Linked DNA regions of Mus musculus: all the other regions are linked to region 6. A link is a loop called in an ENCODE intact Hi-C map of the cell type or tissue named here. Cell type or tissue: left cerebral cortex. All regions are shown on one strand. Region 1 has its middle 120 kb from the start of Arhgap20. Region 2 has its middle 100 kb from the start of Arhgap20. Region 3 overlaps Arhgap20 (Rho GTPase activating protein 20). Region 4 has its middle 190 kb from the start of 1810046K07Rik. Region 5 has its middle 94 kb from the start of 1810046K07Rik. Region 6 holds the start of Arhgap20 (Rho GTPase activating protein 20). Region 7 overlaps Gm39338 (a long non-coding RNA gene).

The links. Peaks named below come from ENCODE experiments on the same cell type or tissue, not always from the same donor. Only the 100,000 strongest peaks of a DNase experiment are listed, where the experiment ranks them.
Region 1: a loop joins it to region 6, with 2.7 times the contacts of the local background. A loop is called at or near these places in 2 of 42 quality-filtered maps.
Region 2: a loop joins it to region 6, with 2.1 times the contacts of the local background. A loop is called at or near these places in 2 of 42 quality-filtered maps.
Region 3: it touches region 6 in a loop (2.4-fold over the local background); 5 of 42 quality-filtered maps call a loop at or near these places.
Region 4: a loop joins it to region 6, with 5 times the contacts of the local background. A loop is called at or near these places in 3 of 42 quality-filtered maps.
Region 5: a loop joins it to region 6, with 9 times the contacts of the local background. A loop is called at or near these places in 4 of 42 quality-filtered maps.
Region 7: it touches region 6 in a loop (8-fold over the local background); 20 of 42 quality-filtered maps call a loop at or near these places.

What each region holds. Positions count from the first base shown.
Region 1 is chr9:51,645,499-51,649,498 of GRCm38, forward strand. No RefSeq gene overlaps it. Among named protein-coding and RNA genes, the nearest start is that of Arhgap20, 120 kb to the right of the region's middle. In left cerebral cortex, no CTCF peak of the experiment used is centred here; no DNase peak of the experiment used is centred here.
Region 2 is chr9:51,659,257-51,663,256 of GRCm38, forward strand. No RefSeq gene overlaps it. Among named protein-coding and RNA genes, the nearest start is that of Arhgap20, 100 kb to the right of the region's middle. In left cerebral cortex, no CTCF peak of the experiment used is centred here; DNase peaks (open chromatin) are centred at 1,906 and 2,828; H3K27ac peaks cover 651 bases.
Region 3 is chr9:51,829,770-51,833,769 of GRCm38, forward strand. It overlaps Arhgap20 (Rho GTPase activating protein 20), which reads left to right. Exons shown (of 15, transcript NM_175535.4): 9 at 1,870-2,058. Among named protein-coding and RNA genes, the nearest start is that of Arhgap20os, 44 kb to the right of the region's middle. In left cerebral cortex, no CTCF peak of the experiment used is centred here; a DNase peak (open chromatin) is centred at 1,807; H3K27ac peaks cover 533 bases.
Region 4 is chr9:51,515,414-51,519,413 of GRCm38, forward strand. No RefSeq gene overlaps it. Among named protein-coding and RNA genes, the nearest start is that of 1810046K07Rik, 190 kb to the left of the region's middle. In left cerebral cortex, no CTCF peak of the experiment used is centred here; DNase peaks (open chromatin) are centred at 2,408 and 3,172; H3K27ac peaks cover 1,532 bases.
Region 5 is chr9:51,420,709-51,424,708 of GRCm38, forward strand. No RefSeq gene overlaps it. Among named protein-coding and RNA genes, the nearest start is that of 1810046K07Rik, 94 kb to the left of the region's middle. In left cerebral cortex, no CTCF peak of the experiment used is centred here; DNase peaks (open chromatin) are centred at 2,060, 2,834 and 3,757; H3K27ac peaks cover 1,193 bases.
Region 6 is chr9:51,762,908-51,766,907 of GRCm38, forward strand. Arhgap20 (Rho GTPase activating protein 20) reads left to right here and starts at 2,444. Exons shown (of 15, transcript NM_175535.4): 1 at 2,444-2,704. The coding sequence starts at 2,600. It overlaps Gm40520 (a long non-coding RNA gene), which reads right to left and starts at 2,521. Exons shown (of 3, transcript XR_870739.3): 1 at 1,694-2,521. In left cerebral cortex, CTCF peaks have their summits at 1,571 (motif pointing left) and 2,625; DNase peaks (open chromatin) are centred at 1,607, 1,846, 2,272, 2,645 and 3 more places; H3K4me3 peaks cover 2,499 bases; H3K27ac peaks cover 2,148 bases.
Region 7 is chr9:51,333,720-51,337,719 of GRCm38, forward strand. All of the region lies in intron 1 of Gm39338 (a long non-coding RNA gene), which reads left to right. Among named protein-coding and RNA genes, the nearest start is that of 1810046K07Rik, 6.8 kb to the left of the region's middle. In left cerebral cortex, a CTCF peak has its summit at 1,744; a DNase peak (open chromatin) is centred at 1,767.

The sequences.
Region 1 (4,000 bases), 120 kb before region 6:
TTGTGGGGCCTTTATGAAACAATTGTAGGTGGATCCTGAGGCCTTCGTGTGGATTTACTTCCTGTCTGCTGTCTCTTTCTTGACTGCAGACACCAAACATGCAGGGTGACCAGCTGCTTCATGTCCTTGTCACCATGCCAACTCCCCTGTGTTGTGTGACCTTTCCTAGAGATGTTAGTAAATATCTATTGACTCTAGATAGAGCACTAGTGAAAGAAAAAAAAATGATTCCACTCAAGTCTAGCTTCAAGAAACAGAACTTTTATTGGGATTGCTATAGAAGCATAGGTTCTATGCATACAGAAGGTCCCTGACTTACAATGATTTGACTTTATAATGCTGTAACAACAACAACAACAACCAAAGGTGTGTTTATTTAACAGAAATCATACCTTGGATGTTTTTGTTCTTTTATTGTTGCTGTTTTGTTTTTCTTTTGCACAAGACCTTGCTTCTTTATAGCCTGCCTTTAACCTGGGGAACGAGGTTCAAGGCATGCACCATTCTGGCTGCCGTTTTGACTATTCATCTTTTCCAGCATCAGCAGTTTGTTATGATTTTGAGAAGCTGGGAAGTGGCAATGATCCAGAGCTCTTGATTGGCCCCAGACAATTAAGGGAGGGAATGAAGTTCAAACAGTTTTTGTAATGGAAGTAATGACTTTCCAATATAATCTGGTGCAAGTATGAATGTGTGTTTGTGTGTGTGTGTGTGTGTGTGTGTGTGTACAGTAGAGCGAAATTTGGGTTAGTAAATTTCCTAATTTTTTTAGGTGATAAGTAGATTACTTCCCAATTTGAGAGGTTTAGTAAAAGATAGGCATAGGATAGAAACAAGAATTGAATGTGGGGAAAAAATTCTGACCCTGTTTTTAAATGTCTAACTGCACCAGTTTGACCATAGGTCCCCCAAGGGTCAGACAGAGAGTAGGTGATTGAGAACATGGGCTTAGATCTAATTCCTGGGTCTTTCAGTGTGGGCACCGATAGAGCCTTCTTAGTGTGCCTAAATGTTTGTGCTAAACGTTTACTTGTGCTAAAACGTTTGTGCCAATCAGGTGAATGCTGATGGCATTTGATCTTGGAGGGAGGAGAAGGAGGCAACAGCCCAGAAATTTTTGGTGATGTGCATCCGATGCCTAGCTCTGCTCCTGGGGCACAGTCATGTGATGTGTCCTCAGACTCTTCAGTTCTTTCAACAATGGCTTCCTCATCCCCGTAGGACATTTGGGAGAAGATCTGAAGCCTGCAATCCTCAGAGCAGCTTCTTGTTTGTCATAGTATTAATAGTTCCCTGGTCAGAGTTTCAGCTGTGGCATTTTCCTAGGAAGTTAGCCTGTAACAAGCTTCTGCTCACATTTCCCATAACTTTGTAAGTATTTAATTCCCTATAGTAAATTTATTCTCACCTAAGGAGGTTTATATTGCTTACAAACATACCTGAACTAAATACCCACTGTACAATTTGTTGTGAAAATGAAATTAGATAATCTGAATGAAGCCCATATCCTAGAGCCCATGTCTAGGCACTTGGACTTAACAAACCATGGGATTTGGGCTTGGTTTTCCTTTGAACATTGGGATGTACTTTCTATAAATAAAACACTGGTAGCTTTGCTCAGAAGAAAGCTTGCCATTTTCTCCAACCCATCAGAAATGAAAAGGAGTCGGCAGAGATGGAGCCCTTTGAGGAAAGAAGGGAGGTAAAGTCTCCTCTTTTGGGTGGTCTGACCTTCAGAAGCCTAAGAGCTTCTGCTTCCCAGCAGTGCTGTGTATAGGCTAACGACTGAGATGAAAATGGCAGGTCTATCTTTAGGGACAAGACATGCAGCTCCATGTAGAAAAGATGCTTTGTTTATTCCTCAGTATAGACCCCGAACATGGCAGACACAGAGTGAGTATTTTAAGTGTTACATATCAGAGCAGCCAGGACAGAGAGAAATTGGGACACAAATGGCCTCTGGCAGTAAGTAGTTGTCTTACTTTGATTTTGGATCATTGGCTTTCAGAAGTAATTGGTTGCCCCGCCTCTGGATGTCTTCACTAATACCGAGACCTGTGAATAGATCCTTCCTGACCTTTGGCAAACTTCTCACCTGTTATCATCTCTGCCCAACTTTGAATACATGGTCTATATCTCATGAGGTTTGCCTAATAATGATAGATAATGGCAACAAGGCTCTGAAGACCAAAACTGTGCCCACTGCCCAAGTGCAACGGGAATAAGGTAGGGGAGGCAGCCAGAGACAAGCTGGCATTGCTGCCATTTTGCTTGAAGTAGTAAGGTCACTACTGCATGTACTCATGTCTGGTATAGCAAACCAATTCTCCATCTAGGTTATATTTTATTCTACGTTTCTCATGGCCAACTTCTGAGAAATTCAGCCTCGTTTGGTGTGCTTATAAACTTAACTGTGCAGGTGAACTTTGAAAAGGGGGTCTTAAATGACAGTCAGAACTAAATCATTGTGGCAGCGTATTACTTGAATATGTTATGAAAATATTATACTATAAAAACATACCAAATACAAGCATTCAATTGAAAAACAAACAAAAAAGATAATAGCATCCACAAAATTATATGACAAGGAGTTGAAGACCCCAGAGTAAAAATTAAAACAAACAAACAAACAAACATAAAACAAAAGCAAATAAAGAAAAAAACAAACAAAAAATGTTAAAGCCAAGTCACCAAGCAGAGCCTGTCCAGGGCAGGTGGGACTTAACCATTGTAAAGCACCTACAGAGATAGGAGTAAAAGATTCTCTGATGGTCTTGAGAACCACAAGATCCACATTTTCCAAATGATGTGACTTAATTCTGAGTGGAACTGTCATCAGCTGAACATGAAAACAACCAGTTGGCAATACTGGAGGAAATGCCACAGACTACACCAGGCAGATGAGAGGCATGGCAAGAGGCTGGCAGGACCACTAGCTACTAGCCAGGTCTCTTCAATGGTAAGAGTGTTGCAGCACTGTGAGGAAAACCAATATGGGCAGAGAGATGTTGGACAGGGTAAAACCAATGGTTGAAAATAATGAGGAGTTTCCAGGAGCAGGAAGAATGTAGAAGAAACAGGCCTGCCAAACTGAAAGGCTAAATTATTTAATATATCAAAGGAATAAAACAGAAACTCAGAATGATTTCTCTCAGAAAACTAGTCTGGCCCGACTCCAGGAAAACCTCCTTTTCACAGGGCAAGGACAGGGAGAATCTCTGTGAGACAAGAAAAGAGAAGGGGTCACAGTCAAACCAACTTCATAAGGACAATGCTGAAAGGAGAAGAGAAAACTGAGACCTGAAGCTGAGTAAAACGGAATCTTGGTATTAAAACAGAGCTAGAGTAAGGAGCAGCACTGAAGCTCTTAAAGTGTAGTACAAGTTCCTGGCCGAAGAGCTCAGGGATGACATCTGTGAAAGCCAGCAGGTGTGTGCACGCTCTTCCAGAACTCAGGGGAAACAAGAGAAAGTTGAACTCTTCAGATTAAGGGTGAGAATGGAAGGCATGAGGGCAAGCCGACTTCAAAGTAGACAATAAGATGAATTAAAGATGGAGACAATAAAGAACTTGAGCCAAAAAAAAAAAAGCCTATGCAAGAAAAGATACAAAATATGGACAAGAAAAATTCTACATAATATCATTAGAATCCTTAAATAAATATTCGATGTGACATAGAAAAATTCCTATGAGCTGCAAGGAATAAATTAAAAAATCACCGTCCCTGAAACGAAAGATGACTTAAAGCTACATATTGAAAATACACAGCTTGAATTTGGGACGGTTGATCCATGTGTCTGACACTAAGACACAAGCTTCTGATACTGTAAGACTTGAAGACAAAAACGACTTCTAGAACTATGTGTGTGGGAACAGACACACATAGACTCTTGCTGGCCAATTGAGACACAAGATCACCCAGTCACAAGAAAAAGAGCCACTATCTGGCTGCTACAGGAAATGGGGTTTACAAAATAATGATTACCAATTAGAATGAGTA
Region 2 (4,000 bases), 100 kb before region 6:
GCCTTGTTTATTTGACTCAGAGAGCCTTATACTCCTGGTGTTCTCCACTTTCTCTGGATATTAGAATCTTTCTACCTCTTCTGCTGTGGGATTCCCTGAGCTCTGAGGGGCAGAATTTGATGAAGACTTCTTCCCATTTAGACTCTCTCTCCACAAAATGCTTGGCCATGCTCTCTGCATGTGTTCCCATCTGCTGCTTGAGGGAGCCTCTCTGATGATGGCTCGTCAGGCCACAGATCGATGAGTACAACAGAAGACCATCAGGAGTCATTCCATTGAGAGCTGTTTTTTTCATTTTGTTTGTTTTTTATTTTGTTTTTTTGTTTGCTTCTTTGTTTTAGACCAATAGTGTTTGGTTTTTACCTGTGGCTATCTAGTATCTAGCTGTTGGTTATCCAAGCAATCTTATCTTGACACCTTTGATCCATACTTAATTGATTTTTATTCAGGGTGAAAGAGATGAGTCTAATTTTACTCTTTTACCTGTGAAGATTCAGTTTCCCAACAACAGTTTGTTAAAGAGGCTGTCTTTTTCTCCAATGTGTTTTTTATACCTGTGTCAAAAATGAGGTGCATACATCTATGTGGCTTTGGTTCTAGGTTATCAATATTCCACTGGCATATGGATCTGTTTTGTGCCAGCCCCAGGCTGTATTTTGTTACTAATAGCTTTATAATATAACTTGAAATCAGGTGTTGTGATGACTCCAGGATTTCTTTGGTCATTCAGGTTATTTTGGACTTTCATATGCATTTTGAGTTGGTATATAATAAATATGCTGAGCTTTTGGTTGAGCTTTCTCCAACAGAGATCTGAGTCTACCCAGTGATAATCCCCCCCCCCTCTCTCTCTCTCTCTGTGTGTGTGTGTGTGTGTGTGTGTGTGTGTGTGTGTGTGTGTGTGTGTGTATGTTCTGTGTTTGTCTTCTTTCTCTGGCAACCCCAACTTGGAGCAACATCCAGCACAGTGAGGAAATTGGGCATCATTTGTTTTTTTCTGATGCTAGAAGAAATTGCCTCAGTTTTCCCATTTTGTTATGATATTAGCAAAAGACTTGTTATATGTAGTCATTTTTAGCTTGAGATACACTCCTTCAGTTCCTTGTTTCTCAAGTCTTCCTTCATAAAGGGATTTAAATTTTGTCTAAAGTACTTGCTGTTATCTATTGAGATGGTTATGTAATTAATTGCCATAGGCTATATTATGTTTATTGATTTGTATAGGTAAACTATCCTTATATGCTTGGCATAAAACCAACTCTGTCATGATACATAACAATTGTGATGTAGTGCTAAATGTGCTTTGCAAGTCATTTATTGAGAATTTTTTTGTGTCTTTGTTCACTAGGAGAAGTGACTTAACGAAACTTTCCTCAAACTTCCTTTTCTTTGCAAGCTTATTTTGTTCCTTGAATTAGCATTCCCCTGAACATGAGTTTATAAAACATTAACAGAGGTCAGCATGGTGGTCCCGGTCAGTGGGTCGTAAATCTTGATAAAAGTGTGTCAGAGATGAAAATATGGAATGCTACTGTGGATCTAGGAATCCTGGAATCCATGTTTATCACCAGGCCTAACACAGCCCTTAAATATATAGGTGACTGTTCTTCAAAAGGATAGAGACAATATAGTTTATTAGCTATGGATCCATCTAAAAGCACCACTAAGATTTCTAATAGATATTTTTCTGTGTTGCTTCTTCTTGCAGTCACTAGAAACTAAAAATATAACTGTTATGTGGGAGATCTGTAAAATGTTTTGATGTATAAAAGGGTTCTTTGTGCTAAAAGGACAAAAAAGGCTGAAAAAGCACTCCCTGTACCCAGAAGATGAGCTCCACTGGCTGGAAACTCAGGCATGATGCCATTAGATGAGAATATTCTAGGGTCACAGCAAACTGTGGTTCCTCCGCAATCGTAAAACACAGCATGGTCTGGGCACCCGTGAATAACCTGGATGGGTAGGACCCAGTGTTGTGCAGGGGATCCTTGCATCTCTCTTAGGCTAGGGCTCTGTGGAATGTTTGACACAGCAAGTCCAGCGAAGCGGGGGTTTCTGTACTGCAGCTGTATAAATGAGCTGCCATGGCCAGATGTGACTGTCATGACCCTGTTTGTGTACAGCATGGACATGCAGCCTCCACAGCCCTTGGGGATCTTTTTGGCTCTGGGACGCTATGATAGCAGACTTCAGTAAGTTGTGCATCAAAAAGCCAGCCAAATACCCATGAAAAAGAAAAAAACAAAAATGTGCTCACAGATGCTGCTCTCTCCAAAGAGAGAGCAAACTCAGGTTTGTCCAATGAAAGCAAATTCTACAGTATCCTTAATTACAAGGATGGTCTGCCTTCTCAGCCAAAAGCATACGGCAGCATGGCTCAGCCCCTTCATTATACTGGACTCATGACAGCCTTGCTGGTGAGCTGACCCTGGTGATTATCATAGCATGCAGTGGTACCATCCATATGTGGTGTGGCTTATATCACTTTTTTACTAATCCAGCTGATAGACAACATGTAATTTTGTTCTCATTTAAGAAACACATGTTTGTTCTGCACCTCTTGGTTCCTTTCCATTATCACTTTTGCTGCATTGTATTGTTTTTTTGGAGCCAGTGGTTCAGGCTAGCCCAGGACTCATTATGTAGCCCAGGCTGACCTTGAACTCACAGCAACACTCCTGTTTGGGCCTCCATGTATTTGGTTCTTTATAAATTCTCTGGCCCAACTGAGCTTTAAGAAACTATAAAATTAAATCACATTTGCCTTCTCTGAAGTAGAAAAGGCAGAGTGACCAGAAACATAACAGATGGAGCTATTCTTGGCTTCAGCTCTTAGCATCAGTGGCCACACCCCAAAGGGATGGCTGATCCAGGGCTATTGGCAAAAACAGTACAGAGAGAATCAGGTCCTCTGAGAGTCTAATTTTTCTTACCAACTTGGTGTTGACTTCTTTCGTCTGATCTTAGATGCATATTTTCTATATTCTCTCTCGGGACTCTGGGTCAATTGTTGATCTCATAATTTGCCAGCTTGCATCTCCCTTCATGGTTTTAAATTGCTCATGTCAGGAGGGGTTCACAGGTTTTGCTAATATCCTACACTCCAAATGGTAAAACTTGGGTTCCTCAATTCTCCATTCAAATCTTCCCAGGGTACCTAAATGTGTAAGTTTAGTAGTTAACAGTAAAAGGGATTGAAACAGAAGTTTATATCTTTAGTGAATTTTAACTACACAGTTCTTTTGAGAGAGAAAGAAAGAAAGATAGAGAGAGAGAGAGAGAGAGAGAGAGAGTGTGTGTGTTTACCATTTCATTTGGCATTTAAAATATAGCAATTATAGCTAAATATTCCTGACCTTGAGCTAACTAGGAGAGCCTGCCTATGGAATATAGAACACCCAGATTCATGTAAGCCACACTGAATGAATCTAACTGATAGGAAGACATTGGCCAGCAACACCCTAGCTCTATCTATACAACCGAGGCATCTGGAAGGAAACCGAATGCTGTTAGAACTTAAGAAACCGTCCAATGCTTAGACTGTACACACAATTGTTTTTATTTTTAAGTGCTTGGTGTTTAGTGAGCAACAACCTCTTACCAAAATATTTTTTTCCTCCCAACTTTTGGGATGATTCGTCCTTTTTTCTTTGGATCTTCTGCCCAGGGATTACAACATTTTCGAAACACGGTGCATCTACATGATATCAAATGCTTTCTGGAGGAAGTGACCAATTCCTTTGGCTTGGTTACTACGTGGGGCCTCATGAAAATGTTTGTTCAAGCAAAGGGTTATGCTGGATGAGTGGGGGCTTTGAGATGAAAATATAGTGTTTGCCTCTCTGGGAACCTGAATAAACAGGTTGGGCTTTGATTAATCTCTGCCTTACTTAGTTTCAAAATGTGTAGAAGGAGGAGAGATGACCCTGCTAGGAAGGCAGATTAAGTAATTTCTGGCATGAATGAATCCAGAATGGCCTGGGGTGGAGAGAGATAAGAT
Region 3 (4,000 bases), 67 kb after region 6:
TGAGTACATAACATCTGCTCTCTCCCAGAATTCCCTTAGCATCAGAGGAAGTGACACTAACACATTTTGACTCCTGAGAGTCTTCACTGACTCGCTAAACAACTAGTGTATATTCCCCTTACCATTTCTCCAGGCCAAAGTTCCATTTGTTTTTAGGATTTTTTTTTTCCTTTTTTGCCTGGGAGACAATGTCCAGACTGGCCTGAAATTCAAATTCCTGCTGTTTTGAGGAATTAGCGAGAAGTAAATTTTAACTTACCTTATTTCCACTATTTATTTGAAAGTATTTTCTGGTTAGTAATTCCACTTTGTAATTAACAGAAATATGGTAATTAAAATAAATTCTGGTATCTGTTTCAGCTCCCCAAATGATAACCATAACAACAGTTAGCAATTTTAGAGTGCCGCCTGCCTGTTGGAGGCTGTGCAGCATGCGCCCGTGCGAGGTCACTCTGGGATGGTTGAGTATTTCAAGTGATCTTAGGAATTGAAAACAAACTTATCTAGAAAATGCTTGTATATTCTGCCATGCAGAAAATAGGACGCTGTCATGCCATGCTGAAGGCAAAGCCAGTTTCCTCAGACAGGTTTGGTTTTAAACGTCATTTATGCAAAAGCGAATAGGCAACAAGAAGATATCGTTTAAAAAATGACAAATAATTTTATTACGTTAGAACTAAGACCGTAACTCTTAGGCACAGAGCCACTTTCAACTTCACTGAAAACCACAACTCTAAACTGTGCAATGAAAAAACTTCTGACTTACAAAGCAGTGTGGATTAGTGGCCCATTGTTTTTCAAGGTTACTTTTGAATTATGCTGGTATGGAGGTCTTCTTGCCTTAGTCTTTAGAGGTTTCTGTAATGTGTGTAAATGTCAATAACACATTTGCTTTTTATGCCTGTGTCAAGTGCAAAGGAAGGGTTTGCTGAGTTACATTCAGTGAGTCTAAGTGAAAACATGCTGTCTTGGCTTTAAAAATCTGCAGCATGGCAGGATAAAAGGACTGAACCACACCCATGATTTACCTGGAGAACTAACCAACAAAAACTGGGTTAAGGTCAGATGTCCATGCTCTGGTTTGTCAATTCGTTGTTGCATCTGTATCTGTATTCTGAACCCACTACAGTTTCCTTTAGATTGTTCCCTAGGAATACCAGTCCCAGGGCTGCTGAACAACTAATTCTGCAACCAACAATAAGCAAATGTTTTTTTTTTTTTTTATACAGATGTGCTAGATAACAGGGTGAATCTTTGGGAAATGTGCGGGGATGAGACATGGACTCTGTAGCCTAGGTCCTATCTCACTTTCAGTCTGGCTGGCACCCAGGCTGGGCTCAAACTCAGAGCGATACTCCTGTCTCAGCTTCCCAAGTGTTGATATTTCAGGCATGAGCCACCACACCTACATATTAAGTGTATATTCAGGAATGCAAACTTTTGTTGAGGAAGGCTCTATGGGGTGCGAGGGCTCACCAATCAATGGCTAGGTTGGAGTAATCTTTACCAGGCAGGCTTCTTTGTCCTCATTTTTAGAAGCTCTTAGATATTCTTGATGCAAACGTAGAAAAGGTCAATTATGCAACCCACAAACCGATGTCTACAGTCATTCTAAGGAATCTTTTGAAGAGTTTTTTTTCCCTCCGCTTACCCTTCACCTGCTGTGAGACAACCTCTCAGATTTGGTAGAGCCACCTGCAATATGCAGAGGCCCCGGCTGCAGACTGGGCACATGGATCTCTCACTGAACAAAAGCATTCTTTATCCCAGATGGCCCAGGTGTAAGTCACAGTGCGCTCCGGTTTGCAGCACTCGCCCGAGGTACTCGCCCAGCCTGAAGTCTGCATTTGGATTTTCTTCTTCTTGTAGGACACGAGTATCCTTATGGAATTAAAATGAGCCACCTCCGAGACACTGCCCTTCTGACGCAGGGATCAAGAGACTCTGCCAGCCCATCCCAGCTCCAAGAGCCTTTCCTCATGGAGCAGCTGCCCCGCGAGATGCAATGCCAGTTCATCCTGAAACCTACCCGCCTGGCGACAGCCCAGCAACTGAGCGGTGAGTTGCTCCCCCTCCTTCCTAGAACCCCCCCTTTCAGCAAAAGCTCGCATTCCCGGACACAAAGGCAAAGACCCAACTTCCACCCAGATGAACCTGCAAATATGAATTTTCAAGAGAAGAAAACAGAATTTTGGAAGATGGTTCTGTAAACTAGCTGTAGGTGTTAACTGACCTATACTCAGAACAGGAGGCCAGAATCTGCCCCTTCTTCCCTTGCCAGTCTTCCCCCTTCAACCTTCTGCCCACTGCAGAGTCAAGGCTTGGGCGATGCTGCAGGTGCATCAATGCCCTCTTTGTATGGTAATACACTCCACTGTGTGTTCTAAATGATCACGTTATAAAAGGGAGCCTGTCCATCGTGGATGTCAGAAGACCATGATGCCCTGACCGGGAGGGATCCCGGCCCTGATAACTGTGTGAAGACTAATATGATTTCTGCCGAGGTCTCCCCTTAGCCTACTGATCTACCATGAATTCCCTGTGAGCAAAGCTGCCTCACTGCTACCCTATAATAAAGGCTGTATTATGGCAGCTGTGGTGTTCAACAGAAGAGCATTATAGTTTGCCCTGACCCAAGCTTGCACTAAAGAGCTCAGTCTGAAGCAAGACTGTATTAAACAAGAGAAAATTGAGACCAGAAAGTCTAAGGGTGATAGGAAATGGATACTGTACTTCTACGTCTGCCTTGGTCAGCTGATCCAGCGGATAGTGACATTGCCTTCTGCAGACTAACTCCGGGAGTAAGATTTAAAGAGAGGCCACCCACCCTCCCTCCACAGGACAGATTTTTGGCATCAGCTGGGTGCCAGATGAAGCACTTCATTTTCATTTTCTCCATTTCTAACCGTGTTGCTAAATGACCCTGCTTTAAGAAAAATGTGTGTTTAGTTATCCAAACTTAGAGGGACGTAGTAATGAATACTCATTATACAAAAAGGTTTTCCCGCTTTAAGTGTTTGACAAACTCAGTGTTCATCCCATTAAGTTCTGAGGTTTTATTGGGCTAAAAGAAATAAAGGTGGGGGGGGGGTGTTGTTGCAACAGCTTTTGCTCCTTAAGTTTATCCGATCTGTAAGCCCATATTTCTTCCTCTCACCTCCCGATTCTACTCCGTATTCCTTTCCCTCACCTACCCAGTCTACCGCTTTCTCACACATCTCCCGCTTGTGTTTGCCTGCTTCTGTATCCATACATTCAGTTAGCACCATCTCTCTCACAGATGACTTGAGCTCTCATCCCCACTCACTTCACTACATGCCCAGCACAGTCCCGACTCCAGATGTCTGCTGAGCACTTTGAAGAACCCGTACAGCAGAAGGGCAGAGTGGCATCGTCACTAATGACCAACCCCAGACATTCATTCATCCTGGCTGGGCAATCTGATCACCTGTCTCATGCACACCTCCACACACACGTCAGCCCTGCCAGTGCCTGGTGACCTGGCCCCAGATGTTACAGCTCACTGCAGTCCGAGCAGACATCAGCTGTGCAAATGTACTTAAATCTGTACCCTCGTTTTCCCTCCTATAACAGTAAACTGGGTTTGGGGTTCCAAGGCTGCTTGGGCACATCTTTGGGTTATTTTGAGGTGCTGCTTTGGAAAGATCCTTGATTTTATCCCCTAAAATGAGAAGGCCAGATGCTGGTCTGGAGAATCTGAGTATCCGGTAAATACTTACTGGATGAATGAACAAGTTAATGGGCCTTTTAGTAGATGAATGAAAAATTCCCATAGGAATTTAAGGGAGCCAAGGGAAATGATAGTCCGACTCTTCTACCTTTAAACTCATGATTTTCAAGTTTGTTATTTCATCACAGTAATTACTTGGGGTTTTGTCCGCTCTATCCATTGACTTGCATTCTCTTGTTTTCTATTGGAAATACAGATGGTGCTTGCATCCTTGATGCTCAGGGTAAATGGAGGAAGAGTGTAGTTAAG
Region 4 (4,000 bases), 250 kb before region 6:
CAAGTGTATTCAAACCACTACAAACAGCAATGTGAAAGTGTCAACTGAAAAAACTCTTCCCCAACTTACTTTTTGGCTATGATGTTTTGTTGCAGCAATAAAAAACTCTAAGACATTTTCCTCATCTAAATGCATTTGCATCACAATAGAAAGGATAGTCAGAAAATCAACTTAGCAAAAGTGTTTGTAAGCCTGCAGTCAGTACAAAATATATGACTACCCAAAGCTTGGAGAGGAATTATGTCCAGCTTGGCATATTTCCACAAAGAATTATTTCTTACCTCAGGAAAAATATACTAGATCTAAAATCAAATGTCTTCTGCCCTGGTTAATTTTTTTATCAGCTTGATGTAAACTCAAGCTATCTGCAAAGAAGAACCTCAATGTCTCAGTCAAATTCTCCATGGGCAAATCTGTAGGGCATTTTCTTAATTAGTGAATGATGTTAGAGGGCCCAGTCCACTGTCGGTGGTACCATCTATAGACAGATGGTTTGGGGGTATATGAGAAATTAGAATGAGCAAGCAATGGGGAGCAAGCCAGTGATCATCATTCCTTAATGGCCCCTTCTTCACTCCCTGCTTCTAAGTTCCTGTCTTGAGTTCTTGCCTTGACTTCCCTCTTCAATGAATTATAAACTGAAACTCTAGCCTGAGGTTGTTTCTTACCATGATATTTTATCAGCACAATAGAAACCTAACTAAGGCAACATCCCAGGTGCCATGATAGTTAATTTTAGGCTTTATTTTACCTGTATTTGAGGAACAACTACAAAACTATCAACACATAGCTTTAGATGTTTCTGTGAGTGTTTTTCTATATTGGAATGTGGGCCTGTAAAATGGCTAGGGAAAGTCCATCCCTAGTAGAGGTGAGTACTGTCTGAGAAGCCCCATTGGAAAAGAAAGCAGAAGAAAATGAAAATGCTGTGTGACTCTTCCCCCTTGTAGAATACTTTCTACTTTCTACTTGGTGCTGAAGGATTTAAACTACATAAATATTTACATAAGATTTCTGCTTTTTCAGTGCAAAACCATTGTGATTTTTTAATGTGAACTGTCACTAATAAGTTCATGTGCATGAATGTTTTGTCCCCAGCCAATGGTTTTAGGAAGAATGTGGACCCTTAGAAGGTGGAGCCTTGCTAGAGTAAGTGAGTTAGTGGATGCAGATCTTGAAGTTTGAGAGCCACTCTGATATACCTTCTGCTTCCTGGGAAATGTGACTTGCCACCATGTCTTCCCACCACACCCTCTTAAATTGTGAGCCAAATAAAGCCTTCTTCCCTTAGATTGCTTATTGTCAGATTATGTAGTCAACCCAATGGAAAAATATGTGATATAACACTATACATATCATGGGGCTGGGAGTTAGGAAGGATTCTCATTAAAGGAAATTACAGCATAAGTGGGGAGCTTATATATACATGCTTGAGGCATGTGCAATTCTTCCATGACTCAACATGGTTAGCAACAGTGAATGGTATCGAATTATCCTGTTGAAGAGCCATGAATAAGGTGACTAAGGTGATTCCAGCATATACACTGCCATTTTCAAAAGTCACACCCTCTATAGCCTCATTAACTCTCTTTTGGGGGGTAGTTAGGTTGAATACAATCTTTTTATGCAGAGGGTAGATATTTGTTGAAAGTGAAGGCCAATTTGAAAATGCTTGGTGTCTGTTCAAAGAATGAGACATTCGTATCAGAGAAACTTTGAAATGCTAGTCAGAAAATAGCAACTGTCAGCTGCCTATTCCAAGACAAAACCATCATTGTACCCATCATCTGGAGATGACCTCAGAGGAGATGTAGCTGATGCTCCTTGGTGTCCTGCATATATCCCATTGAATCTTGGCACTGATTCCCAGTATTTACCATCTGCCTCTTGTTCCCTGAGTGTACTTTTTGATTTGCTTTCATCATGGCTGCCTAGAAAAACTGAGATTTGCTACTTCTGAGAATCACCAGCTGATAACTTGTGAGAAGCGGCTTGCATTTCCCTACTCTCTTGTCCCTCTGTTGGTTCATACACTAGCTTCTCTCAGAATTCTCTAGAAGGATTAAACTTTAGTTGACTATGGTGGTGACTTACTTCATGACACATTCTTGGTTGGTTTTCATCTCTTCCTAGCCTACTTCTCTGTTTCCCTGTTAATGTTCCTGGGTCCAACTCCTAAATAATTTAATTAGATTTGAATCTTCATTACAAGGTCTACTTTTGAAGAAACCAGATTAAAACAAAGGTCATTAGCTGTTCTCATTACAGGTTTTCTCACTTTGGTCAAACCAGCAGCTTAGATAATCTAAAGTTCCGTTGTTATAAACCAGTGTTGAAAATCTAAACACCCACAGAAAGGAGGCAAGTTACATAAATGGGAGAAGTGAGCTGGATGGAGATGCTAACCAGATGGTACAGAGCCTGTCTCAAAAAGCCAGCTGCTCTGCAGCCCCGGCCAATTGTTGCCATGTGGAAAAGTAGGCCCAACTGTGGCCACATCAAAATTGTCATAAGAAGCCAGAAATCCATATTTTCATGTAGAATCTCTTAATACATAAATATTAGCCACAAATTCAAATGCTTTTCTAACATGGAGCTAGCCAAATAAAACACATCTGTGAACCACACATGGTCTAGGGGCCACTAATACAACATGATTATAGACATGGGCTGCCCTTAGCTACAAAATCTTAGATATACAAAAGCAATAGGAATCCCATTTTAATGCCTGTCAGGGCCATTGTCACATCCAGGTTCTAGCCTTAGCTCATCTACAGATAGTTGTATCCAACACTGCACACGTATGAGAGAGAGAGAGAGAGAGGGAGAGAGAGAGAGAGAGAGAGGGAGAGGGAGAGGGAGAGGGAGAGGGAGAGGGAGAGGGAGAGGGAGAGAGAGAGAGAGAGAGAGAGAGAGAGAGAGAGAGAGAGAGAGAGAGAAACCAAGTGGAAAGAAGAGCTAATCATGGACTTGGCATTAGTATTTGGATCTGGCTTAATAGAGGATTCTGAGTGCCAATTGGAAGGAAAACCACTACCCAAATGCATGACGATGTGCGCTATCACAGGGAGTTTAAATGGGGTGGAAATGTTGTGAGTTTAATAAAATAGAACCACTGTGATATCCACATATATATGGGTTTCACTGAGAGTTCTTCCAAGGGTGCTGTGATGTCAGATATGTTTGGCACATCTGATTCTCTTAGCACCCACATTTGCACTGTTTCTAAGATAGAGGTGATTGGAAACACATGTGTTAACAGTAACCACATAGTAAGTGGAATGGGGAAAGTGTGTCGGCCTCGTTTTGACTTTCATGGTCCTAATCCAACCCTTCTCTAATGTGTGTGAGGAGAGGAGCTGAGAGTTACATAATTCTTCTGTTCCTCATTGCTCCTCCCTGTCCTTTGCCCTCTTTTTTTTTAAAATTTCTCTTCCTTTTCATCTTTCCTATTTTTGCTCCTTCTCTTCTTCCTCCTTCCTGTACTCTTGGAAATAATTGGAGCTTTTAGTCTTCCTTCCATTTGACATGCAAGAGCCAAAGTGAAAATATAATAAGAATTGAGCCTGTGGAATCCCAGCTCCCCATAAGAAAAATCAGTGTTGTTTTTAGTATTATGTGCTGAGCACACTCCCTTCTGTAGTGTAAGTAAGGGTTGGAGACCTGATATGTAGCATGCTTGGAAATTATAATAGATAAATAAGAATGTATTACATACTTGAGTGTTGTTAAGTGAATAAACCTCACATGTTCTGGCCACCTACATTCACAGTAGTGCTAACTGAGACACTGGTCTGTGTGAATTTGCTTCAGTAATGGTAGCCATTTCACAATGTACAATTGGATCAAAATTTCACCTTGCATGTGTGTATAATTTAACTGCACAGCTGGCAAATGAAAGCTAATTTTACAACATTGGCTTAAAGGAAAAGCAACTTTGGGGAAGAAAGGGCTGTTATCAAAATTACTAAGCATGCCTTTCCTTCAGATGTGTCAAAGC
Region 5 (4,000 bases), 340 kb before region 6:
GTCTCTAAGATGATACTCACATAACTCATTATCCATGTATTGTCCTGCTTTTAAACACTGCAGAAGGATGTAACAGTGTCCTTTTCTGTGCCTTTGCTTATTATGGGCATGCTTTTTCAGCTTTTCTTTTTTTTTTTCTTTAATTTTTTTAACTTTTTAAAAAAATTAGGTACTTTCTTCATTTATATTTCCAATGCTATCCCAAAAGTCCCCCATACCCTACCCCCAACTCCCCTACCCACTCACTCCCACTTCTTGGCCCTGGCGTTCCCCTGTACTGAGGCATATAAAGTTTGCAAGATCAATGGGCCTCTCTTTCTTACCCCATTTTAGCCTAACATGTCTACACACACTTCCACACCCATGCAGCAACCCATTAGAGCAGTGGTTTTCAACCTTCCCAGTGCTTCCTTGTGTTGTGCTGACCCCCAACCATGAAATTATTTCGTTGCTGCTACATAACTGTAAAATTGCTGCTGTTATGAAACATATTGTAAATATTTGTGTTTTCTGATGGTGGTAGGTGACCCATACGAAATGGTCATTTGACTCCCAAAGGGGTCATGACCTTCAGGTTGAGAGCCATTGCATTTACAGGGTGTAGGCCTGCATGCCTCTCCAGTCTGACAGTCTCCCATAACTGTCAGACTTCACTCCTTTTGGCTCCAGTGATACCATTCATCAGGGAGACTTTCCTTGGCCATTGTTTCTAAAAGTGTAGCCCCCCCCCCACACACCTTTGTTTTTCTTCATAGCATTGTCATTAGTCAGGTCCATGTAATATGTGTATTATTATTTATCTCTTTTATTAGAATATTGTCTCTACAAAGACATGCTTTTATTTTGTGTGTCAGCATAGGCCCTCAATAAGTATGTCTCCAATGAATAGAGTAACAGCAAAATATTTTCTAATTAAGCAAAGTCACTACCTATAATAAATATGTGCTTCCCTCATGTCCAGTTACTGCCCATTTGTAAGTATAATTTCACACATTTAATTATAGACTAGAGGCAGTTATGTGCGTGTGCACATAGACACACACACACACAGACACACACACACACAGACACACACACACACACACACACACACACACACACGTAAATACTTAATCTTATGCACTTTCCCTTCTTAAGATTCTTAAGAAGAATTAAGATTCTTAAGAAAAATTTATTTTAATTGCTATACAAAACTAATATGTTTTTCCCTATTATGCTATTACACTAACAATGGTGTACTTGTTAACTAACACCTTTCTACTTCATGTCCTTCAGGATATACTTTGATCCTCTATTATTGAGAGATTAATCTTTGTCAGGTAACTTAAACTCTTTGTGCTCATCTTCTTATTATAAAGAGAGTATCTAGATTATTACTGTTAATATAGTATTAGCAAAGTTACCAGACAATGGCTGCTTTGGTAGATTTCTACTTTCCTGTATTTTCATTCCTTTTTAGGAAATTGCTGTTCAAGTAATGTTTTATTGCATATTTGTTGTGACTGATAGTTTCTTTAATTGCAAAATTTTTCATATATAACACCAATATAACCAAACCAGAATAAAGAAACAGAAAAAAGACAAGAAATACACCACACACATACACACAGAGAAGGAGAAATAGGGAGAGGGAGGGAGCAATGGAGGGAGGGAGGGAGGGAGAGAGGGAGGGAGGGAGGGAGAGAGAGAGAGAGAGAGAGAGAGAGAGAGAGAGAGAGAGAGAGAGAGAGAGAGAGAACACATATAATATACAAGCAAAAGACCAGGAAGGTTAAAAAAAAGCTCAAACAAAACAGCATGAAACAAAGGTCTTCAAAAATACCATTGAGTACATTTTGTATTGGCCATCTATGGCTAGGAGTGGGGCCTACCCTTTCCCAAGTGTGGGCTGTATACCCAGTGAGACTGTTAGAGAAAACTAACTTTTCCTCTGCAAGCAGGTGTCAACTACAGATCGCCTCTTGGCTATGGCTGGGATCCTCTAAGCACTCCACCCCCTCAGCCCCAGGATCCTGTCTGGCTTGAACCTATGTGGGCCTCCTGTGTGCTTCCACAGTCTGTGAGCTCACGTGAGCACCAGGTCTGCTGTGTCTGGAAAACAGTTGCTGTGGTAGCATCTATTCTCTCCAGATTTTACAGTCTTTCTGTCTCCTCTTCTGAATAGGTTCCAAAGCCCTGATGGGAGGGGTTTGATGAAGGAGACAACCATTTAGGACCGACTGTCCCAAGGTCTCTCAGTGACTGGCTCTTTTTATATTATGTTAGGATAAATACTCAGGAATTGGATTAATGAGGTGGAGTGGTATAAAATACATAATAAATAAATTAAGTAGAATCCATTTGCAACAACTATTTGTATCTTGGTTTTAAGTATAAATTCCCTTAAAGATCAATAAACAACATATTTTTGAAGAGGTTATTTATTAGCAGTTGTTTCATTTAACATATATAGTTTTTATTGTTTCAGAAATATTTTTCTTGGTTCCAAGTAATCTTTTAAGCTCTTTAAGGCTAAAATTTTTTCTTTGCCTTTATACCTTAAAAATGTTCATACTTTTGTTTAAATCTGAGAACCAATTCCCTCAGCCCCTTCTGGAATGTGGATTGCTCATTCACTCTGGCTCCGGCTTGCCTTTGAGTCTCTTAGAATTGTGTCCAGTTATTTCCTCTGAAGGATTTTTTTTTTAACATTGAGCACTCTTTCTAATTTAACAGTTTTTCTTAAAAATAGATACATCATCAGTGTGTTGTTACACTTGTCTCTGTCTTTCCTGGTCTCAATTTAGCTATTGCATCTGTGCAAAGTGGCGTGGGAGTTATTTATATCTCTGCCATCCACTGGGGATGCATGATTCCTGACATTTTAATTCCTTTAAGCATAAAAGCAGATAGAAGGAAAAAAAGTCAGACTTTATGCCACGGGGACTGAACAGATTGCTTACCATGGTTAGCAGTGCATACCATCCTCCGCGTCTTCTTTCTGAATTAGAAATACAATTTTATAGATGGTGTCCCCAAATGACCAGATATTTTTCTTTTAAATCAAATTTCTTAGGAAATTTTGCCCCGGGGGTTTAAAAAGTCTTAATTGGTTTGCGGAAGGGCTGGGGGTGGTGGAAGGCTTTGGAGGTCTGCAGATGTGAGTTGGCCATTGATAGCTGTGACCTCAAGCCTTGGCTTTGCTCTTACCTGTCAATACCTGAGCTGTCAACGGATGTAATATTCTCTAGCTCAAATGGTGGTGTTAAGAATGGAGCAAATGAAGGCCTGCAGAGTACATGCAAAGTGTCAGACACATGGTAAATGCCGAAGTGTTACCTAATATGATAACAAAGGGGAACGTAATAGGCTTTACATGCAAAAGTGCAGAAATCTTGATACCCACTGCTGCTGACTTAACAGATCTGCTCAGGCTTCCCATGGCAGAATCCCGTCCTCCAAGGGTTTGAATGCTTAATTGAATTCAGAAACATCACTCAATAGTGGTTTTAATGTCTGCATCAAATTATGACATTTAAAAGGTCTCAAACATAATAAAGAGGATTCTAACCTAGTTACACTGTTAATTTTATAGACAGAAGAGTAGAGTTCACTTTCCCAAGATGATATAATCATGGCATCATAAACTGTAAGATCTGAGGGATCACTGCCATCTCATACATGACACCTTGGCCTTAGGAGGCAGAGCTGGTTGACAGTAAAGAAGAGCTTTCTGTCTGGTGGAATGCACCATTCAAGCCATGCAACCTCAGTATCTAGAGCACAGGAAGCACTGTACACAGAGCCTCCAGCTACAGAGATCATAGGGCACAGTCTGGGCTATTGAGGTACTTACTGTCTTACTCCCCTGGATTTGAGTCCTGGGCTGTAAGTGATGAGGCTTGTCTTGATGGAGGCTGACACTTGTGATACATCTCCATCCTAGTTTACTGGCTACAATTAGTCTCTACTTAGTCTGTTTTCATTTGTATCAAGTTGCCTGGGACCCTAGCAGGCTGTC
Region 6 (4,000 bases):
AATAAACGAACCCACCCTATCTGATACAGATGGGAGTTAATTATATCTGTAAAATACTCATAGTCTCCCATAGAGCAAACACTCAGCAAAGGCTTCCTGTTGCAATTGCTGGAGCTACTCTCAAGCCTGGGTGCCTGGAGCTGGGGAAGAGATAAACCTAGGAAGACTTCTCTCGGTTTCTGACAGTCCTGAAGATTTCCAGGACGATTCACCAGGTACCTTTTATGCCCCAGATACTAGACATTTCGGAGTAAAGTAAAAGAGGGTAGAGACGTAGCCTGGAAAATTCCCAGACACGAAGGACAAGTCCAAAGTCCTAGTGGGCTTCTGAAAGTATGACGATTTCAAGGTGACAGAGAACAGGGTGAGAAGCAAAGACACATAAGAGTCAGCAAGAAAGTGAAGTGAGGGTGGGGTGTGGGGGGGGGTCTGTCTTTCATTCTGTACTATGACATTTTTGGTTTATTCCACAGCAAGGAACCAAATAATGGTTTAGCAGGGCAGTGTTGTGATCAGACAGACATGTGTCTCTACTGTCGGCTGTTCAAACCCAAATTTCCTGAGTAGCCTTGCCTCGAAACTTAACGTGGAGAGAGCAATTTTCTGTGCTGTTCCAAGCTATTTCATCTTGGGAATAAAAAGACAAAATGAACAGTGAAAGTTTTCCACATTTGCTGGGGGAAAAGGGGGTACCTTGATTTGGGAAACTGGCTATTTCATCACAGAGATACTTCATAGTCCATGGGGCTCTTTGAATGACAGCCAGCTCTGTCTTGACTCTTCTGCATCTTTCTTATATCATTTGTGTGTCTTCTCAGTTCATTTAACTAACAAACATTTATTATGTTAGACACTGCCTTAGTATCTATCAGGTGGCAACAAAGAACAAGAATGTCTGGATGGCTGTGACTCTTTGGGCTAAGTGAACTATTTGGAGATAAAAGAATTGAAACAAACAAACAAACAAACAAACAAACAAAAATGAGGCAGATTAAGAAAAGCCAGGGTGTCCATTCACCAAAGAATTAAGAGATTAAGGCACCTGGGGGTGGTTCCAAGTGAATGAACAGAACTGCAAAGCCCTCTTTAAGCACAACCTATAAATTAGTGGGTGAAAGCCCTTCTCTGCACGAGGACCACAGCTGTAGCACCCCTGATTCACAGATGTATATACATATATATGAGATTTATTAAGCTTCCTTTTAACAATGTAGTGTGATGTGACTAAAATTAGCCTTATATTTCCACAACAAACAATCTTAGGTTTGGATGATTGTGTAGGTGTGTCTTTGTGGGTGTGTGTTGGACAGCATCCCCTAGCTTGGAACACTGCCCACCTGAGTTCTGTTCCTTATAACCTGCCCCAATAGCCGCCCAAACTGCAAGAAACCTCTTTTTCTTTTTTTCTTTTCTTTCCTTTCCTTTTCTCCCCCTTTCTTTTCTTTTCTTTTCTTTTTTCCTTGTCACAAAAATAAGCAGAATCCGTAACCATCTCGCAATCACGGAGTGATATCCTTAGTGATTTTTTTTTCACACTAGTTCTGATTCCAAGGGAAGAATGCCACCTACTGTATCATTTACACCAGCAGCCAGCCCTGCAAAGTGCGAACACTACTTAACCCTGGTCTGTTCCAACTGCCCTTTGATTATTATTTAGTCCAAAAAAGAGGGAGGGGTCACTATTTGGACTTACAGGAAGTTAGGTTCTGAGCTCGCGATATCAGATCAACGCTTCCACATATTGTTGCCTTCTCATAGATACTATGCCAAGTTTCAACCTCCTTTCTGCCTGCATTTTCCTCTTAATTGCGCTTTCTCCTTCAGAATGCAGGGTCCCTGCAGCTTGCTGCCTGCGAAGCTGGTGGTGCAGACATGCAAGGTTGCTTGTCCATGCTTGCTCCCTGTGACTGCAAAGCAACAGCTCTGGGTTACCCTGACAGGCTTAGCTAGCAAGCGTTCGATATTGCCCCCGAAGTCCGGCGATGCCACCAGGGCTTCCAAATTTGTCTAACTCCTTCTTCAGCGGAGCGGGGACCGGGTTGGGGGTGGGGGTGGGGTCCCTTCCGCAGTCCGCGAAAGCGAGGCTAGGCTGGCGGCCCCTGCACCACCTTCGAGCGAGCCGCGCTCGCTGAGGCTCCCGCGCTGCAGCTGCGCGGGAAGGGACGCTGGCGGGAGCGAGCGGACAGGCGCGCGGAGCTGCACCGGAGGCAGTGGTGCGTGGTGCACGGCGCGTGGCGCGCGGCAGCGAAAGCTTCGTACCCGCGGAGGCACCTCGCAAGGTTAGTGGCTTCGGTAGCGCCAAGCGCTGAGAGCTCGCTCCCGGCAGTGTGCACGGGCGGCGCGGGGAGGGCGGAGGAGGCGGGGCGGACGCGGAGAGGCGGGGCGGGCCGGGGCGGGGCTACGTGGACGGGCGGCCGCCCGGAGCGCTTGCTGCAGCCTGAGCAGAGTGCGGCGAGCGCGACGAGCGCGGCGCGGGCGGCGGTCCATGGCCCCGACGGGAGGCGCGCCGCCCGCACCCGCAGCTCGGCGTCCGGCCTGAGCGGACCGCGCCGCGCAGCCACCCGGTCCTCGGCTTGGGCTTAGCTTGCAGATCTTCTTCATGGAAGCGATGTCTCCGCAGCAGGATGCTCTAGGGGCGCAGCCGGGGCGCTCCTCCTCGCTGACAGGCATGTCTCGCATCGCGGGAGGCCCTGGCACCAAGAAGGTGAGGACGCCCGAGCGGGAGGGCCCCTCCATGGGCTCGCGCCTTCCACGGGTGCCTGGTGCTGAGAGGGGTTAACGGTCCCCGCGTGGGGTGGGAGGGTCACCTCCCGGGATCCCCGCTGTCTTCTCTGGTGGAAACGGTCTCGGAGAAGCCCGTTGCCTCTCCATCTCTGACCCGGGGAGTGCCTCCCTGCGAGCCTCCCGAGGTAGTCTTAACCCGACAGCCTGAGGAAGGTAGGCGGCCCCGGAGGGGAGGGATGATGCGCCCACCCAAGGCCTCCAGGGGATGTCGGAGATGGGTGCCGTGGGCTACACTGTGGGATCCGGAGGTTTGACTCGGCCTAGATCTAGGCTGGCTGGCGGTGGGCGGGCAGTTTCCGGAGGTCCCAGCGGGGCATGGGGGGCTTGGCTCAGAACCACCCCCTGAGAAGGGACGTTTGCATTTGCCTGTGGGGGCGGCGCCCTTGTTCCCTGACACCCGAAGGACTGATCCGGGTAACTACTTGTAGCTTTTGCTGGTGATTGACTGGTCCACGGTGCAGCGGGAGGATTTCGATAGAGGTCAGGAGTCTGCAATAGGTCCCGGAGCAAGTGCACGTGGGCCGCGAGCTTCTGAGCTCCTGGGAATTGATTTGGGTGCTGTAGCCATGGGTGCCCCCTTCCCTTCCTCCAGCACTAAACCTTCAGATATTTGGCCATATTTGTTCCTTACAGTGGTGTCGCCTTCTCCAGCTTCTGTGGAAACAAGTTGGGATGAGAGCTCATTCTAGTTCTTCCCTAACAAATAATGTGAAAACGTTGCATTACTATAATTAGAGACTCACAGGGATACACTGGCTCCCTGCATGTCCGGATTTTATGGCTTTTCATTAATCTTCCCACTAGAATGGTGGCTTGGCTGGAGGTGAAAGAAGAGAGGTGATAGCTGTATAGAAATGTATGTGAGCTCCCAAGGACCTTGGGCCTGTCACAGAGCCCTCTATGGGTGTCTGTGAACTTGATGGATGGGCAGTAGTGGCGGCTCAGCCTTTGATGTATGGAGGCTGATGTTTGCCCTTGTGGGTTTTTTCACCCTTCAGAGACAGTGTGTGTGAGTGTGTGTGCGCGCGCGCGCGTGCGTGTGTGTGTGTGTGCGCGCGCGCGCGCGCGCTGTATGTGGTGTGTGTGTGTGTGTGTGTGTGTGTGTGTGTGTGTGTGTGTGTTCCAGTTTTTCCAAATAAAACGTGAAATTGTCAGGATGTCATTCTTAATTTAGGATGGTAGAGGAACATTAGGCAATTGGCAGAGATTTAAAGCG
Region 7 (4,000 bases), 430 kb before region 6:
ACATTTAATCTTTACAGATCTTTCTACTGTTCCTAATTTTCTTGGTGGAACTGTATCCATCTACTCCCTTGGACTTCTCACTAGATCTCCAGTTCTAAGGATGAGTGTACACGTTGCCTGTGGAATGCAGGAGGCATTCAAATGTTTAATGTGAGAAAATTTCTTTTAATGAAAATGAAGGAAAAAGTTCTCTAAAGGACTCTGCTCAGAAAAATAAAAACAGCTTACTACCCTTCTGAACAGCAATGAGAGAGAGAGAGAGAGAGGAAGAGAGAGAGAGAGACAGAGACAGAGACAGAGACAGAGACTGTTAACTGTGGCAGAGATCTGACCTATAACTAAGAGAGTCCTATCATGACTGACCAGTAAGACTATATGGCTCCTGGTGAAACTAGGCTTTCAGTTCAGCTTAGAAAAGTTGTTAAGCCAGGTAGTGGTGGTGTACGCCTTTAATCCCAGCACTTGGGAGGCAGAGGCAGGCGGATTTTTGAGTTCGAGGCCAGCCTGGTCTACAGAGTGAGTTCCAGGACAGCCAGGGCTACACAGAGAAACCCTGTCTCGAAAAACAAAACAAAACAAAAAAAAAAAAAAAAAAAACAAAAAAAAAAAAAAAGAAAGAAAGAAAGAAAAAGAAAAAAGAAAAGAAAACTTGTTAGGAGGCCTTGTTCTAGTCAAGGCAAGAGCGACCTTGAAAGATAAATGCAAAGGCGAGAAAAAGAAACAATGAAGAGGACCAGCGGGTCTGCAATCAGGATGGATATGAAGAGGAAGGAGAGAGAGAAAACTGTCACGTCTCCTCCCCAGATTGGACTGAAGGGGAAGAGTTAAGTGTGCCTTTCTCTGCCTTTGTCTGAAAGCTGGGCCCAGGGAAGGATGGAAACACCCGAAAGCTCATTCATGGAGATCTATGGAGCAACCCAATCAGCTGTTTGGTTTTCTGGGCTTGGAAACTAGTACAAATCTACGCTAAGCCACCCAAGACTGGCTTTGCCATTTAACCGCCTCATGTGCAGCTGACACGAAGGCAGGAACATTGCTTAGAGCTTTAGAAACTGTGTTGAGTACCTGTACTGAGTTCCCTCAGGCCATCTCTCCCAGCTGCTCTTTAATAAAGCTCACTATTCACAGGCCGGATCCAGATCACCATTCTGGAGAGGCCCTGATAATATCCATTGACCTGCTCTTCCAACCTTCCCAGAGAGGGTGCTTAGAGCTCCGGCCCCAGAGGTTGTTGTCTCAGTCCTGCTAGGCCAGGCCCCCTCAGGGTGTTCCTTAAATTGTGTCAAGGGGCAAGAGTTAATATTTGCCAGCACTTGAAGCCATAGGAAGAGGACCCTTCCCTAACATATTCTGAACAAGCCCCACAGAAATCTGTGCTCTGCCAAGAATGCATTTTTTTTTCTGGTTTGTCCCCTACCCACTGCGTTATCAGTCTCTGCATGGACTTACTTGCCTGTAGGTGCTAACTAGGGTCTACAGATATTCAGGATGATTCTAAGCTTGAAGAGGTATTTGGCAGAGCACCACGTCAAGAATAAGTTACTAAGGTGTGGGGTTTTGATCACGTACATTCTATCTATTCCTTGCTTTGGGACAGACACATTGGGCAAAATTACAGTCCTTGAACAGGTTGGCATTTAAAAAAATGCAGCATCTAATGATTTGTAGCTATTAGCTACAGGGAATGCAGAAAGCAAGCCATGAGCTTGGGGTAGGTCTGAGTTACTCCTGGATGTACTTCCAGCTTTAGCCACGAGGTGACGCCTCAACTCTATATGGAGCTCACTGGAGGACTTGTATGGCAGCTGGGCTAATCAGACCTTTCTGGTAACTACAGAGACACAGTCACGGAGGGTGTGGACTTTTTTCTTCCTTTAAATTCTGGACAAACCAACCTGAATGGTCCTTCGTGAGTGGCTGCGGGAAAGGAGGCCATTTCCCACCATTCACTGCAAAGTACCCCGCCCTCTTTCTCTCCTGTAGGAGGGAAGAAGGGAGAAGATTGGTGACCAGATGGGGCTGTTGAACTGCGAAAACATGGCTATCATTTATTAGCGTGCTCCAAGTTACAGACTAGATGGAACCAAGCAAACTCCAGCCCCCAAGAGGCTCTGGCTTATCATGGGGACACTCACAAGATAGTATCTAGCTTTTTCTCCAAGAAAGAGCTCTGATATGATGCACCTTGTGGTCAGGGACAGCCCTGCATTTGAGGGACAATCTAGTATGGGGATGGCAGCCTGTTCTTTGGGTTTGAAGGTCTAGCTGACCTTTGGGAGGCAGAAGCTCCTCAAGATAACACCTAAGGCTGGCTGCTCCAGGTTCCCCCCGACCCTTGCGCTTCTTTCTCTTGTAACCATTGCACATCTAACTGGCAGGTTTTTCCTTTTGCACACAAGCACACACGCACGAATCTTGCTTTGCTAGAAATACAACTCTTGAAATTACTTCGTTTGAAAATATTCGTGTCGTGTTTCCTCTGGCCAGGTGCTGCGCTTGTAGGTTTTGTACGGGGTGAGATACTGCTGAGAAATACATCTGCGTTGACAGCCATCTATAAGGAGGGCTGCTTTCTTCTGTATATGACAAATTCATCTGCTCCTGGAGTTAGTGTGGGGAGATATACAAGTGAGCAGAGAGGCAGAGTGCTGAATACAGGAGTCATCTATTCTGTATCCCATCCTAAATGGCATTCATATCACCCCAGGAAAACCTTGGGAACCACACTGGGGCTAACCTCTACTTTCCTTAGAACAACTCTCTTCCACTTACAGATTTGTACTTTAAGGACCGCAGGTTGTCCTTCATTTAGTGGCCTGCTGACTGATTGTTGGAGCAAAGTAGTGGCTGGAGAATGAAGGGGAACAGTGTCCTCCCTCTTGTCACAGGAATTCTGAATGCGCCCCTCCCCCATGGGTGAGAGGAGGGTTTCTTTGCTTTTGTTTTTTTTTGTTGTTGTTGTTGTTTGTTTTTTGTTTTTTGATTAGATATTTTCTTTATTTACATTTCAAATGTTTTCCCCTTTCCAGGTCTTCCCTTCAGAAACCCCCTCCCCCCTCCCTGGCCTCTATGAGGGTGCTCCTGCACCCACCCACTTCCATCCTACCACCTTGGCATTTGCCTACACTGGGACATCCAACACCCTCAGGCCCAAGGATCTCTCCTCCCACTATGTCCATCCTCTGCCACGTATATGGCCAGTGCCATAGTCTCTTCATGTGTATTCTTTGGTTGGTGGTTTAGTCCCTGGGAGCTCTGGGGGTCTGGCCTATTGACACTGTTGCTCCCTCCATGGGGCTGCAACCTGCCTTAGCTCCTTAGGTCCCTTCTCCAAGTCCTCCATCAGGGACCCCACCCTCAGTCCAGTGGTTGGATTGGAGCATCTGCCTCTGTATTTGTCAGGCTCTGGCAGAGCCTCTCAGGAGACAGCTGTATCAGGCTTCCATCAGCAAGAACTTCCCAGCATCCAATGTGGCCTTTCCTTCAGTCTATGCTCCACACTTTGTCTTCATATTTCCTCCTGTATTTTGTTCACCCTTCTAAAAAGTACTGAAGCATCCACATTTTGGTCCTCCTTCTTCTTAGGCTCCATATGGCCTGTGAATTGAATCTTGGGTATTCCAAACTTTTGGGCTAATATCCACTTCAGTGAGTACATACCATATGTGTTCTTTTTTTTTATTATTAGGTATTTTCCTCGTTTACATTTTCAATGCTATCCCAAAGGTCCCCCATACCCACCCCCCCACTCCCCTACCCACCCACTCCCCCTTTTTGGCCCTGGCGTTTCCCTGTACTGGGGCATATAAAGTTTGCAAGTCCAATGGGCCTCTCTTTGCAGTGATGGCCAACTAGGCCATCTTTTGATACATATGCAGCTAGAGACAAGAGCTCCGGGGTACTGGTTAGTTCATATTGTTGTTCCACCTATAGGGTTGCAGTTCCTATTAGCTCCTTGGGTAATTTCTCTAGCTCCTCCTTTGGGGGCCGTATGACCCAT